Regions from separate parts of the Homo sapiens genome. Here region 1 is linked to region 2. A link is a contact called in ENCODE Hi-C or POLR2A ChIA-PET data. All regions are on one chromosome and are shown on one strand. Each heading gives the region's core, a stretch centred on a gene start or an enhancer-like site at or near the end of the contact. The rest is flanking DNA. Distances are from core to core; before and after follow the strand shown. Region 1 overlaps PRKCE (protein kinase C epsilon). Region 2 overlaps PRKCE (protein kinase C epsilon).

What was found. A loop is a pair of places that touch in the nucleus more often than their neighbours do. ChIA-PET counts read pairs that join two places held with the same protein, here RNA polymerase II (POLR2A). Pooled maps may share reads with other maps.
Region 1: a loop to region 2 is called in a map of ascending aorta, with 2.0 times the contacts of the local background. The contact joins two enhancer-like sites. A Hi-C loop is called at or near these places in 4 of 168 maps with a recorded cell type or tissue (ascending aorta, cardiac septum, endothelial cell of hepatic sinusoid and 1 more) and 6 of 50 pooled maps. POLR2A ChIA-PET finds 5 or more read pairs at or near these places in 5 of 52 experiments (AG04449, AG04450, HEK293 and 2 more).

What each region holds. Positions count from the first base shown.
Region 1 is chr2:46,133,126-46,140,018 of GRCh38, reverse strand. All of the region lies in intron 11 of PRKCE (protein kinase C epsilon), which reads right to left. Among named protein-coding and RNA genes, the nearest start is that of EPAS1, 160 kb to the left of the region's middle. Within about 2 kb of position 5,403, at least 16 of the 41 ENCODE cell types and tissues checked have a DNase peak (open chromatin) inside an H3K27ac peak, as active enhancers do; they include ascending aorta, where a contact is called at or near this core.
Region 2 is chr2:46,096,383-46,102,795 of GRCh38, reverse strand. All of the region lies in intron 11 of PRKCE (protein kinase C epsilon), which reads right to left. Among named protein-coding and RNA genes, the nearest start is that of EPAS1, 200 kb to the left of the region's middle. Within about 2 kb of position 4,860, at least 20 of the 41 ENCODE cell types and tissues checked have a DNase peak (open chromatin) inside an H3K27ac peak, as active enhancers do; they include ascending aorta, where a contact is called at or near this core.

The DNA of each region.
Region 1 (6,893 bases), core at 4,154-6,653, 37 kb before region 2:
TCATATAGATCTTATAAATTTCTTATGACATTTTATGGCAGATTTCTGGTTGTCCCAATATCTATTCTCACTTTCTTCCTTTGTAAGAGAACATTTACTTTCTATTTTTTAAGCCAGGCACATAGCTACGCAGCCATGAACTAGAATTAAAAGCTGCCCTTGGAGCAGGGTGTAGTTATGTGACTAGGTTCTAGGCAATCAGATATGTGGAAGTCTCCTTAAAAGGAAGAGCCTTACTCTTCTTTTTCTTTCCTCCTTCTATATATTCTCTCTCTCTCTCTCTAGATATATATGTATATGTATATATGTATATATATACACACACATATATATACGCATATATATATATATGTTCCTCTATATATTCTGTATATTGCATGAATGAGGACATAATGCCTAAAGTAGTAGCAGCCACCTACAACCATAAAGACAAGGACTAAGTCCTAGGAATGGTAACTGGACCATCAGCCTTCAGATAACTTTCATATGAAAAAGAAAGAAACTTGTATCTTATTTAGAGCACAGTTGTTTTGGGTTTATGTGTTAATTGCAATGGAATCCACTTCAAAATAATCCAGGCTATTATTTTATATTTTAAATTCTTCTGGTAAATGGGGGCTTTCTTCCGTTATATCTTCTATCTGCTCACACATGTATAGGCTAGGTATTGATTTATGTTTATCATTCTGTGCCCTGCCATTATACCGAACCCTCTATTTTTGTAACAGTTTTCCAGTTGATTCTCCTGGATTTTTCAAATTGTCTGCTATTAATGATTAATTTACCTCTTCCTTTTTAGTATTTATACTTCTAATTCATTTCTTGTGTCTGATTGTGTTGACTGCAACCTCAAGAACAATGCTAAGTAATAATGGTGATAGCATCTTTGGTGGTCCCTGATTTTAGGAGGGCCACTCCTAGCATTTCCCCCTCAGCCTGAATGCCTTTGCGATAGCCCTTGTTGCCTGACACCTGGATAGATGGCTACTTTACTCTCCACTCGACTGAAGACTTACGAGAACTTCCATGGAACCCCACTTCCTCCCCCAGTGCCAAGAGCCAACTGGGATGTGGGCTATAGGAAGGTGATAAGAACCAGGCTCTTCAGCTTCCCTTGAGTCCAGTGTGTCTTAACCTTGGCATGCTGGGACGAGATTGACATTTGGGACTGGATAATCCTGTGTTGTGGGGGGCTGTGCTGTGTACTACAGGATGTTTACTAGCACCCTGGTCTCTACGCATTAGATGCTATGAGATGTTATGCATTAGATGCATTAGGTGCTATTAGTATGCCCCCTCTCCAGCTGTGACAACCAACTGTGTCTCCAGACATTGCTAAGTGTCCCTTGCAGGCCCTCTGGTTGACGACCACTGCTCTAATCTGAGTCTTAAGCAGTGATCAGGGCTCTAACACGGCCTGGCCCGGATCACTAAGCCAGACAGAGATTTGGAAAGCACATCCTGGCTATAAGGAAAGGGTGCATTCGCCTGGTACATCCTCTGCCATTTTATTCCTAGGAGATGGGAATCCTGACTCTACCAACCCTGCTAATTGGCATCCTCAACCCACATGTTTAAATGTATGAGGAAACTGAGGCTCAGAAAAGGTAACTTGTCTGAGGTCACATGGCTGGTAAGAGGCAGCGTGGGCTGACCCTACATAACTGCCCGTGACCACCTATTAGATAAAATGACAGACGTATGAGTTGGAAATCTCTATTTGATGCTTGGACTAAAATTCCTCTGGGCTGGGAAAAGAAATCTTTGTGGTGAGGAGAACATGGAGCACAAGGGATCACAGACTCTACCAGGGCAGACCCACTTCAAGGCAGGATGGCACAATGAAGGCTCTCCTGCGGTAGGAGTGAAGATCTCTTCCAGAAAATCACAACATGACAAGAAAGGAAATTCCCTAAACAATGTACTTTTAAAATATTCTATAAAACCTATCTGAGCAGGAAAGAAATAAGTCCTAGCAGTAATAGTCTCAGGGGAAAAACAAAAAGTTTGACTTCTAAGACTAACTATACTAACTAATTTATTAGGGTAGGAAAATGGAAAAGCATCAGTGAGTACAAACAGATCCCTAATGTGATTTTGCTGCAAGGTGGGGAAGAAATGGTCTAAGACTGAGGGAGAACTGGTATGCAAAGAAGATGTCGTATCAAGATATATGCTGGTATGCTGGAGATGGGATGAGACCAGTGGTAGGTCAAATTCTACTTCTAACTTGACAAGAAACTGACTTTTTTTTTTTTTTTGAGACAGGGTCTCACTCTGTTGTCCAGACTAGAGTGCAGTGGCACTATCTCGGTGCACCCTCTGCCTCCCAGGATCAAGCGATTCTCCTGCCTCAGCCTCCTGAGTTGCTGGGATTACAGGCATGCACCACTACTGTCCAGATCTTTTTTTTTTTTTTTTTGTAATTTTAGTAGAGACAGGGTTTCACCATGTTGGTCAGGCTGGTCTCGAACTCCTGACCTCAAATGATCCACCCGCCTTGGCCTCCCGAAGTGCTAGGATTACAGGCATGAGCCACCGTGCCCAGCAAACAAACTGACTGTTCATGTCTCTAGCAATGTGTCTAGAATAATTTGAAACACATATTTTGGCTTCTAAGAATTGCCTCCCAGGTTTGGCTATGCATGTATCTAATTCTGTGTATAGTAATTTATGTATAAGAAGTTGTTTGTGCCTACATGTGATCTGAGATGTTGGGTGGGTCCCCATATTTTCTCTTCCCGATGTCAGACAAGAAGTGAGGCAGTTCTGAATCTATATCCCAACTCTGCCACTTACCAGCTGGATAAGGTTGGGCTGGTCCAACATATCTTTAAGACTCAGTTTTCTTATCTGTTAACTGGGGATAGGATTGCCAGGATGGAATGATGTAACCTCTGCGAAAGTGCTAGCACAGTGCCTGATCCATGATATCCCAGAAATTCTGCCTCCTCCAGGGGTCTCTAACACTCATTTCTTAAAATACACATTCCCTGCCAGTGCAAGTCACTAAATCCCTAAAACTCCTTTTATTTTTGAAAAATACTTAAGGTCTTTTATGTGTATAAAGCACTGAGATAGATGCTGTGGGATGAAACATATGAAGTATATGCAACTGTAACTTAGGGGAAAGGGACAAATGATGTGGAACAGAGATGAGACTGACTGAGACTTTTAGCATAGCCCGGTGAGAAAGTCAAGATTCCTTTCCCCGGGACTGGGGAGTGACACTGTGCACGGAAACACAAAGTTCCCAGGGAAGAAAGCAAAGACAGTGGGGCTCACAGGTAGGGGTGAGGCTGTGCAGATGTTGATCAACAGGATTCATGCGACAGCTTCCAGACCCTTCAACTTCTCAGGACTGGCTGCCACTGTGTGCTATCACAGACAGTATTCCTTTCCTTCCCACAACAGCCCTGGGCAGCGGGTATCATCATAGGTTTGCAGATAAAGAACTTAAGGTGGGGTGGGGGTGAGTAAACAAGGCTAGGGAGGTGACTGGGACCTGAACTGTAGATGTTTGGTGGAATCCTGTTTTCTTTACCCTGCACCTCAGCTATCTCATCTGAATTTATCATTTCCCATTTGGAAAATTGTATTTTTCTATATTGATGGTAGATTCCCTAAGAATAACAGCCAGAAAACTCTCCTTCTGTAAACCATACAGCATCTAGCAAAGCGTTAGCACGCGTGAGGCCCTTAACATATCAGAAAGAATAGGAAACAATTCTTTTATGCTTGACTTGAAAATTCACCACAGAAGAGCCCTGTAATGCTCCTTTATTCTTCGCTCGTTTTCCAATGCCCTCACTTCCCTGGCATGCAAATTCCACAAAGCTCAGGCCTGAGTGCTGCAGAAATAACAGCAAATTCCTCCAGTTACTTGAAGATAAGAGATTAGAAAAATTACTTCATGTCCTAGAGCAGGCCCTCGAGGGAGATTATGAAGAAATCCTGCTTGTTTTGGGACAAATAGTGGAGACTTGAGAATGACTGTGGTCAATCAGATGGGAATATTGGTTCTTCTGGCAGATGGTACCAGCACCTTCATAAATTTAACAATACACTTGAGAGAAAGACGTTTTTTCCAGATCAACATTGTGGCAAATGTTGATGACTGGCAGGCACCCTCTTCCTGACATTCTCTACATAGGCACCTCCCATCACTCTCAGGAAGCAAGTCCCTCAAAGACCACCAGAGGCCAAACACAAAGACAAGCAAAGTGTGTCTACTTCCCCTACATTAAAAAAAAAAAAAAAAAAAAAAAAAAAGCATAATTTGTTTCTGAACCCAAGGTAAATTTTTTTCAAGTTCTCCATTGCAGTGCTGATAACCGAGAGTCAAAGATAATATTTCATTCTGGGCCAATCTCCAGGGAAAATCTCTCCAAGTCTTTGCATAGGAAAATTCAATCATTTAGGAGCAACACAATTAACTACTTTTCTTCTTCCAAATGCTTTTGTATCCCAAGCTCAGTGTTAAATCTTTTCTATCTCTTACTTCATTTAATCCCACAAGTGCTCTGTGAATCTGGTAAGACTGTTATTATCCCTACCTGCTAGATGAGGAAAAAGAGTTTGAGGGGTTACTTGACTGGCCCAGGACACACAGGTGGTGAGTGAGCAACAGAGTCCACCCTGCCTGACCCCACTTCCATGCTCTGAATCACTTCACTGTGTTGTTTGAGGAGAAAAAAATATACATCGTGTCCACACGCCCGCCCTTTCATGGGATAGAGAACACAGTTGTAGTTGTTGGGGTGGTGGTTGTTTCTAACTCATGGAAACATGCTTATAAGATGTAACAGATAAGCCAGACAATGCTATTTTGATCAAATAGATGTCCTCTCAACTGGAGAGAGAAGACTTTTAGACACTACACTGACAGCTGGAAGCCTGAGGTGTCAAACAACATCTCGGTTTGAAGCCAAAATAAATAGCCTGGTACCTGGTTGATCCCGCCAATAGAAAAAATAATAATAAACAGCCTGTGGCTGTACCTGGGCATTAAGCCTTGGAATCACTACAGAATTGCTTATCTGATTGCATGATCATCCAATTACTTTTTTTAACCCACAATAATGAAAGTACATTCTTATCCTTAATATTCATGGATAAAATCCTGATCCCTGCTGAGGGGAAGCAGGCATTGCCTTGTGTTTCCAGCATGTGGGTGAGCTAGCCTGACGATCCGTCGTGACACTTACACCTAGTTCCCCTATCTCTCTCCAGGCCAATCAACTTGGTCATCAAAACAGCTGTTTGGGCAAAGCCCAGGACAGAGTGACCACAAGCAAGTCACTTTTCTGAGCATTACTGTCCTCAAATATGAGATAAGACGGCTGGATGAGTTAATCCCCAAGGGCCTTTCCAGTCTAAGATCCAGGAAGCGAAGGCAGCTGGAGCCCGTGAAAGAACTTGCTTGAACTTGCAGTCCTGGCTGTTGCACACCAAATGTTTTCCCTTTCCACTTTGGAGCAAACCTTTGCCAGCAGGCATTTTTACACGAAATGTAAATCAGATGATGCTCCCCTGCTGCTTGCATTCTTCAATGGCACCCCAGAAGCAGGGTTGTTAGCATGGTGTGAGAGGCCCTTTGTGGTCCCCCATGGCCTTCTAGCCTCATCCATCCAGTTTGGATCAGGAGAGTGTATGATGATGGAAAAGGCTAGAAGGCCAGAGGAACCTTCAGATGGTCCCTGTCTCCTGTTCCACTATGAGTGTCTATCCTCCACAAGGGACCATTCCATGAGGGCAGGGTCTCCAAGTTCCCACAGTGTCTGATGCATCCCAGTGTCTCAATACCTACTGGTCAAATGGATGAAGGAATAAGAGCAGAAAAGTGAATTCACAGATCGTGGCCCCAAGCAGCCAGATGATGTGAACACACATTTCCAGATAATGTATGGAATGAGTAAAACATTTTTATTGAAAATTATTAAAACTAAGGCCAAAACCATCAGAGGCAGCTGAATCCAACATTCTCTTGCACTCTCCAACCCATTCTCCCTATTATACTCAGGAAGAGAACCAAGCAACACCCTCTTGTTGTGAGGTCTCTGCCTTTATCCCAAAGATGCCTCTCTTGGCCACTTTACCTGAAGCAGCCCCTCACTACCACCCCCAACCCTTCCTTTAATGTCAGTCACAGCACTTTGGTCAGCTCCTCTACAACAATGACAACTTGTCATTATTTTGCTTATTGCCTTGAGCATTATTGGTTTCCTCACATGAACTCCAGGAGAACAGACATGGTGCCTTCGTGTTCACAGATTGGTCCTCAGGGCCCTGCAAAGTACCCAGTATTCAATGTTCACTGAATGTCAGAACGAAATGATGATTGGTCCTCAGGGCCCTGCAAAGTACCCAGTATTCAATGTTCACTGAATGTCAGAACGAAATGATGGGCAGGGTCTCTATGAAGTCCATTTTAGCGTCCATCAAATTGGCAGCATGATTACAATCACTGATATATTCATTGACTACTTGCCCCTACTATGTAATAATTCTATAATAGTTATTGAGTTTCTACTTAGAGTCTGTTTCAGGATAGGGAGAGGGAAGAAAGACACAATCCCTGTTTTCAAGGAGAGGTCTAGGGTCTAGAAGGAGAGATGGACATGAGGCCAGAGTACTAGGATGGCAAGTTCTAAAACCAGAGGGAGAAACAGGACATCATCACTGCCTTAGAAGGCAAGGATTGCTGGTTTCACCTCTTTTGGGCCCAGTGATTTGTAGCTCCAAGTCCAGCCAGCACTCTGTCATCACAGAAAGGGCCACTCCAGCTAAAGGACCAAGAGTAACCTTTCTGGGGGCGTTCTTGGAGCCTGGCGGAAGTGGACCGTAGAACCCAATACCGGGTCCAGAATTCCCGGACAGGAAGGCCAGAAAAC
Region 2 (6,413 bases), core at 3,611-6,110:
TCTGAGGTATTCCTGTCTAATCCATAATCAGAGTCTAATCATGAGGAAAACATCAGACAAATCCCAGCTGGCAGATATTCTACAAAATAACTGACCACTATTCCTCAAATAGTGAAGGTCATAAAACAAGGAAAGTCTGAGAAAATGTCACAGCCAAGAAGAGCTGAAGGAGACATGACAACTAAATGTAATATGATATTCTGGATGAGATCCTGGAACAACGACAAGAAGGCATTAGGTAAAAACTTAGGAAATTGGAATAAAATATGGGCTTAGTTAATAATAATGTGTCAGTATTAGTTCATTAATAGGGGAACCTGGTGTAGGGTGTGTGGCAACTCTCTGTTCTATCTTTGCAACTATTCTGTAAATCTAAAGCTGTTCTAAAACAAAAAGTTTATTTAAATAAAAATAATGGTGTATCTTAAAGACATCTGAAATTTATTGAACTTTGACATTATCCTCATTCTACAGGTGAGGAAATCAAGGCCAGAGATGTAAAGGAACCCAGTGTAGGCCTGTTAACACACTGGAATGCTTTCTCTTATCTTCATAAGAGAGTCTCTGATTACTAGTCCTGAAAACTGTATACTCCAGTGGTGTCCTGGCAAGCACTTAACAATGGCTTTACAATGAGGAAAACCCTTGCTGATTTCCATGGTATAAGTACTACCATCATGGCTGATTTCAAGCTACCAATGGAATGTGACTGAACACAGAATGGGGAAGAGACACGCACAATCACCTTTCCCGCCGGGACCTGTAGCTAGCTCACACCAGCTCACAAGAGCAGATTGTTAAAATTTCAGGAATTTTGTGAGCTGGTTGTTCAACATGGATAGCCTGAAACTGGCCCCAGGGAGAATATTTATACCATAGAAATCAGTTAATGCTACAAATCAGGGTTTTGGGTTTTTTTTTTTTTTTTTTTTTTTTGAAAGCCAGTTTATCAGCATACACCACCAAAACACTAGAGTCCCAACTTATGGTTCTGTCTGTGTTGCTATGAGACCGAGTGTCCTCGGACAAGCCACATCGTCTCTGAGTTTCAGTTTAGTCATCTATAAAACAGCGAATTGGAGGACTAAACTCCCAAGTTTTCTCCCACCTCTGAAATTCTATTAAATACTAGGATCATCTTTCAGTTCCCACATGTTGTTCCAGATAAAACCTGAGGTCATGTCACCGTGCACTTACAGGGCTTTGACAGTCATTCGACAGCCTCTGAGGCTAGGGTCCCTGGCCTCTATTTGTGCTTTGAGTTCCAGGCATATACAAATTCTGTAGAGCCACAGACCCATTTGGTGTTCCCTCTCCCTCCACCAGAGCCTTTGCACATGCTATTCCCACTCCTTGGGCCACTCTTCCATGTCCTCTTTCTCTGGCCAACTCTTACTTAGCCCATTGGATCTCTCCGGGAGTGGTCACTTCCTCCAGAAAGCCTTCCTTGACTTTTTCTAAACTGGCTGAGGTATCCCTGTAATGTGTTTCCCTGGCAACTCCATATTTTTTTCTATCATAACTCTTATTGTTATTGCTTCTTTTATTGTCTGCCATCCCCACCTAAATTCAAGTGCCAAAGGGGCAGAGACTGTCTCTCTGGTTATCAGTTTTTTAAAAAAGAAATAGGCCAGGCATGGTGGCTCACACCTGTAATCCCAGACTTCGGGAGGCCAAGGCGGACAGATCACTCGAGGTCAGGAGTTTGAGACTAGCTGGCAAACATAGTGAAACCCCATTTCTACTAAAAATCCAACAGTGAACCAGGCAAGTTGGCGGGTGCTTGTAATCCCAGCTATTCAGGGAGGCTGAGGAGGGAGAATCGCTTGAACCTGGGAGGCGGAGGTTGCAGTGAGCTGAGATCGTGCTACTACACTCCAGCATGGGTGACAGAGCGAGATCCCATCAAGAAAAGAGAAGAGAAGAGAAGAGAAGAGAAAAAAGAAAAGGAAAGAAGGAAGATTCAGAAAGAAGCTAGAGACAGAATGTGCTCTTCTTCCTTGTCATGGCATCTTAGAGTCCTATACCTGGCACAGCAAAAATGACTTACTCGTTGTCTGTTGAGTGAATAAATGAATGTCTGCTTAAATTATACTGCTCTTCAAACAACAGATATTTTTCTTAGTTGCTTCCCCAGACAAAAGTACAAATCTAGAAAGAAACCCCCTTCTGATGAATGCTTTTGCATGAGCAGATTTCCAACACGGGAGGGGACTTCATGAGAGATGCCCCACTTCCGAGAGGGTGTTGTCTCAGGGGTGGCATTCTCAATCCTGACAGGACTAGGACTTCTGAGCAAGCATCCCTGCTCCTCGGCCAGCAGTTCTTGCTTACATGGTTGGTTACAGCCCCTTGCGGGAGCTCTGCTTGCCACAGGAGCAAATACAACTTGGCAACATCAGATCCCCCAAAAGCTATTTGTTTTGGTTAAGAGGGAGGACTTTGGGTAAATTAGAGAGGGAGGAAAACCCACAGACGGTGATTTGACATACCGAGAGCAGAGCACAGGACCACCAGCCAATGAAGTCTCACCTTCCGAGGAATGACAGGAATTGTGGGCCTGGATCTCTGAATGTTCCTCAGGGGCACTCTTGTTACTTGGGATCAGTTACCTTCTGGAGCCTCACTGAGGTAATTTTGAGACAGATTTTCAGAAATTCATTTTCAGATGCTCTTCAAGGCATTCCCAGACCAAACAATCTTAGGATCACAGAGCTAGATCATCCAGTCTGGCCACCATATTTTGTAGGTAGGAAAACTGAGACCCAGCAAGGAGAAGTCATTTGCCCAAGGACACCCAACTAAGACTGAGCTTTATTAGAGTTCTAGTCCCTAATTCCTAACTCTGTATTCTTTCCACTGCAGCAACTCACCAACCAGACCTTGTGAAGACTAAAAAGACAGGTGAAATAGGGCCATGCACACAGAAAGGAGCCCAGGGGAAGAGCGGTCCAGTGAGAAGTCCATTAGAAAATATATCCTGCAGCCAAATATGCTTAGAAAATCCCCTCACCTCCCTGGAGTTTTCTCGATAAATGTAAATAGGTTAGTCAAGAAATCATGGGCCACTGGGTATAACTATACATTTATCATAACCTATGGAAACTCTGTAGGGTCAGTCAACCAAGAAATAGTTGCAATGCAGTATAAGAAGTGCTAGAATATAAGGTAGCAGATGCAATGTTAACAGGGGGAAGAAATAACTAACTTCGCTGGAAGAAATAACTAACAGCCAGGAAAAATGATCTGAAGCTGAATCTCAAAGGATGAAAAGTTAGCGTAAAAAAAAAAAAAATACCATACCTTATTCCAGGAAAAGGTATGGTATTCCTAAGCAAAGGTACAGGGTGGTGGAAACATGTTGTATTGTGACTATTGATGCTTAAGATCTTGGTAATAAATGCACATTGTGTATGGGTGTGTCAAAGGCCTGTCAATGAGCACCTCTGTTAGGCTCAAGTAGTGACTCAAAGAGGAGTTTGGCTGGAGAAGCTGTTGAGGAGATAGAAAGGGGTCATCTTGTGGGGTAGAAAGAGATCAGTATATAAACCCCAGAGAGGAAGCTTAGGGGCAGGGTCAGCTTATGGGTGGCTTTGAGTAAGTGGCAGAAGAGTGGGGATGTCTTGGGATAATGGAGTCATGGCAGGCTTCTGAGCAAGAAAGCAACCCAGCTCCTTGCTTACCAGAATGAATTGGCCAAGAATGTTGGAAGAAGAGACCCAGAAGCAAGGAGAGAGAAGGTGGCAACAATTAGCAGTATGAATCCTTAGCTTGCTGCTGCATGACCAGAGGGAAGCAAAGCCAATTAAGTGTAGTCTCCACTACCTCAGCTCACTATGGTACCCCCTACCACTCTCCTCCTCACCCCACCTCCAGCCTGAGTCATCTTGAAACAAACATGGCCAACTGGGAGGGACCACAGAGACCAACTTCAAACATTCACACAGGACTCTGCTTACCACGGCAAAGCTGCCACTTGTTTGCTGAAACAATTCTCATTTTTAGTAGCTCAATCTAATGATTCAATAGCCAAAGGCATTGAAGAAACAAAAATCATATGACTAAGCCTTGGAGCATTCAGTACTGGCTGTTGAATATATTGCAGCAATAATTGTTCCAAGGCATCTACTTTCTATAGAACACAGCATAGTCATAAAATAAAATATATTGATGTCAAATTCCCCTATATAGGACAGGTCCCAACACCTCAAATTAGCCCTTGTTTGGAGGCCTCTAACTAGACAAAGTGTTTTCATCAGTTTACTAACTAGCAGGATACATTCATCCCCATTTTTGAGATGGACAAAGTGAATCTTATGAACTGTGCACTCAGCCACTTGCAAAATAACAATGATAATAATAACATTAATTAATGTTTAGTGAGCAATTACTCTGTACTAGAACCAGTTGTTACTGCTTTACTTGTACTAACTCTCATTTGATTCTCACAATATTTCTGTGTGGGTTGGGGGGGGAGTAATAACCCCATTTAACAGATGAAGGAACTGAGGTTTAGGGAAGTTAAGTTCTTTGCCCAACATCACAGATCTAATGAGCGCAGAGGCAGGGTTAGAGACCAGGGGTTCCAGAGTTGTGCCCTTAACCACTATAATGGGTTCTCAGTTCTATATGAGCTACCATGAAAGACACAAAAATAAGAGATGACGGGGTCCCTCATAATTTTTGCTCTGAACACACATTACTAGCTGAAACACTCAAATTTAATCAGGAATTTCCCTTTGGTTCCAAACTTCCTGTTTGCTCTAAACCTCTGATGTCAAAGGCAGTCAGAATTCTACTTCTAAGCTGGTCAGCAATAACGCGGCTTCCTCCAAGGAATGTAAACTTGGCTTTCATCCCAGCCAGCTCAGGCTCTCCTCTCTCCTCCTCCCTTCCCCTTTGTTAGGTCACAATGCTTTCACCCCCCAACTGTCATTGGCAGGTAACACTGCATGGAATCAGTTTGGGATAAAGATAGTCTCAGCCTCAAGTAGATTTGGACCCATATAAAAGTGATGACTCCTGAAAAACTCATGCTGGTATTTGGCATTCCTTTAGTAGGGGACAAGCTCTTCATCTATATGACATGGGAGAGGGACAGAATGACTTTTATAACTAAAGTGCACATTTCCAAAGGCAGCTTCTTTGCTGAAGCAGGTCACATAGGGACCAGGGCTTGGGCCGGGTTCTCATGAAGGTGGCTGGGTGCAAAGGGAGCCCAACAGGGAAGTCAAGACACCAAAGTCAGACTTCACAGCTTTTTTTTTTTTTTTTTTGAGACGGAGTCTCGCTCTGTCTCCCAGGCTGGAATGCAGTGGTGTGATCTCGGCTCACTGCAAGCTCCGCCTCCCAGGTTCACGCCATTCTCCTGCCTCAGCCTCCCGAGTAGCTGGGACTACAGACGCCCGCCACCACGCCCGGCTAATTTTTTTTGTATATTTAGTAGAGACGGGGTTTCCCCGCGTTAGCCAGGATGGTCTCGATCTCCTGACCTTGTGATCCACCCACCTCGGCCTCCCAAAGTGTTGGGATTACCAGTGTGAGCCACTGCACCCTGCCGACTTTGCAGCTTTATAATGCAAGCAGATCTGTCAGCCCTTCCAGCCCATTGGTTACCGTCATGCACGTTTATCAGTGTCAATATATCCTGTCCCTGGGTCCCAAAGTGACCACAAGAATAAAATATCACCTGGTTGTGAGATCTGGGCCCTTAGCCTGTAAAAGAGACACAGACTCACATATCCACCAACCTGCTCCTCCCAGACTGCAGTGTTACTGCACTGCCACCATCGTGGGGGTACCTGTAACTCCTCAGGCACTGGCCGAGCCCCTAAACAACCCCAGAGACATTTTTATGCCCAGTAGCTTATTTAACTATTACAATTTATGCCAAGTCCGCAGGCCTTGCCCTCTTATTTTAATATACATTAGTGGAGCCATTTTACAGATGAGGAAACTGTGGCTCAGAGAGATGAGGTCATTTGCCCAGCATTACACAGTTAGTAAGTGGCAATACTAGGACTTGAACTGAGGTTCTCAGTATTAGTTTGCTAGAACTGCCATAACAAAAAACTACAGATTGAGCGACTTAACAGGAATTTATTTTCTTGCAGTTGTGAAGGCTAGAAGTGTAAGACCAAGGTGCTGGCAGGGTTGGTTTCTTTTGAGTCTCTCTCCTTGGCTTGCAGAAGGCTGTATTCTCCCAGTTTCTTCACAAGGTCTTCCCTTGTGCTTGTCTGTGTCCTAACCTCCTCTTCTTATAAGGACATCAGTCATATTGGATTAGGTCACCCAATGACCTCATTTTGCTTTCATTACCTCTTTAAAGGCCCTATCTCCAAATGCCATCACATTCTGTGGTACTGGGGATTGGAGCTTCAACATAAGAATCTGGGGGTTGGGGGCATGATTCA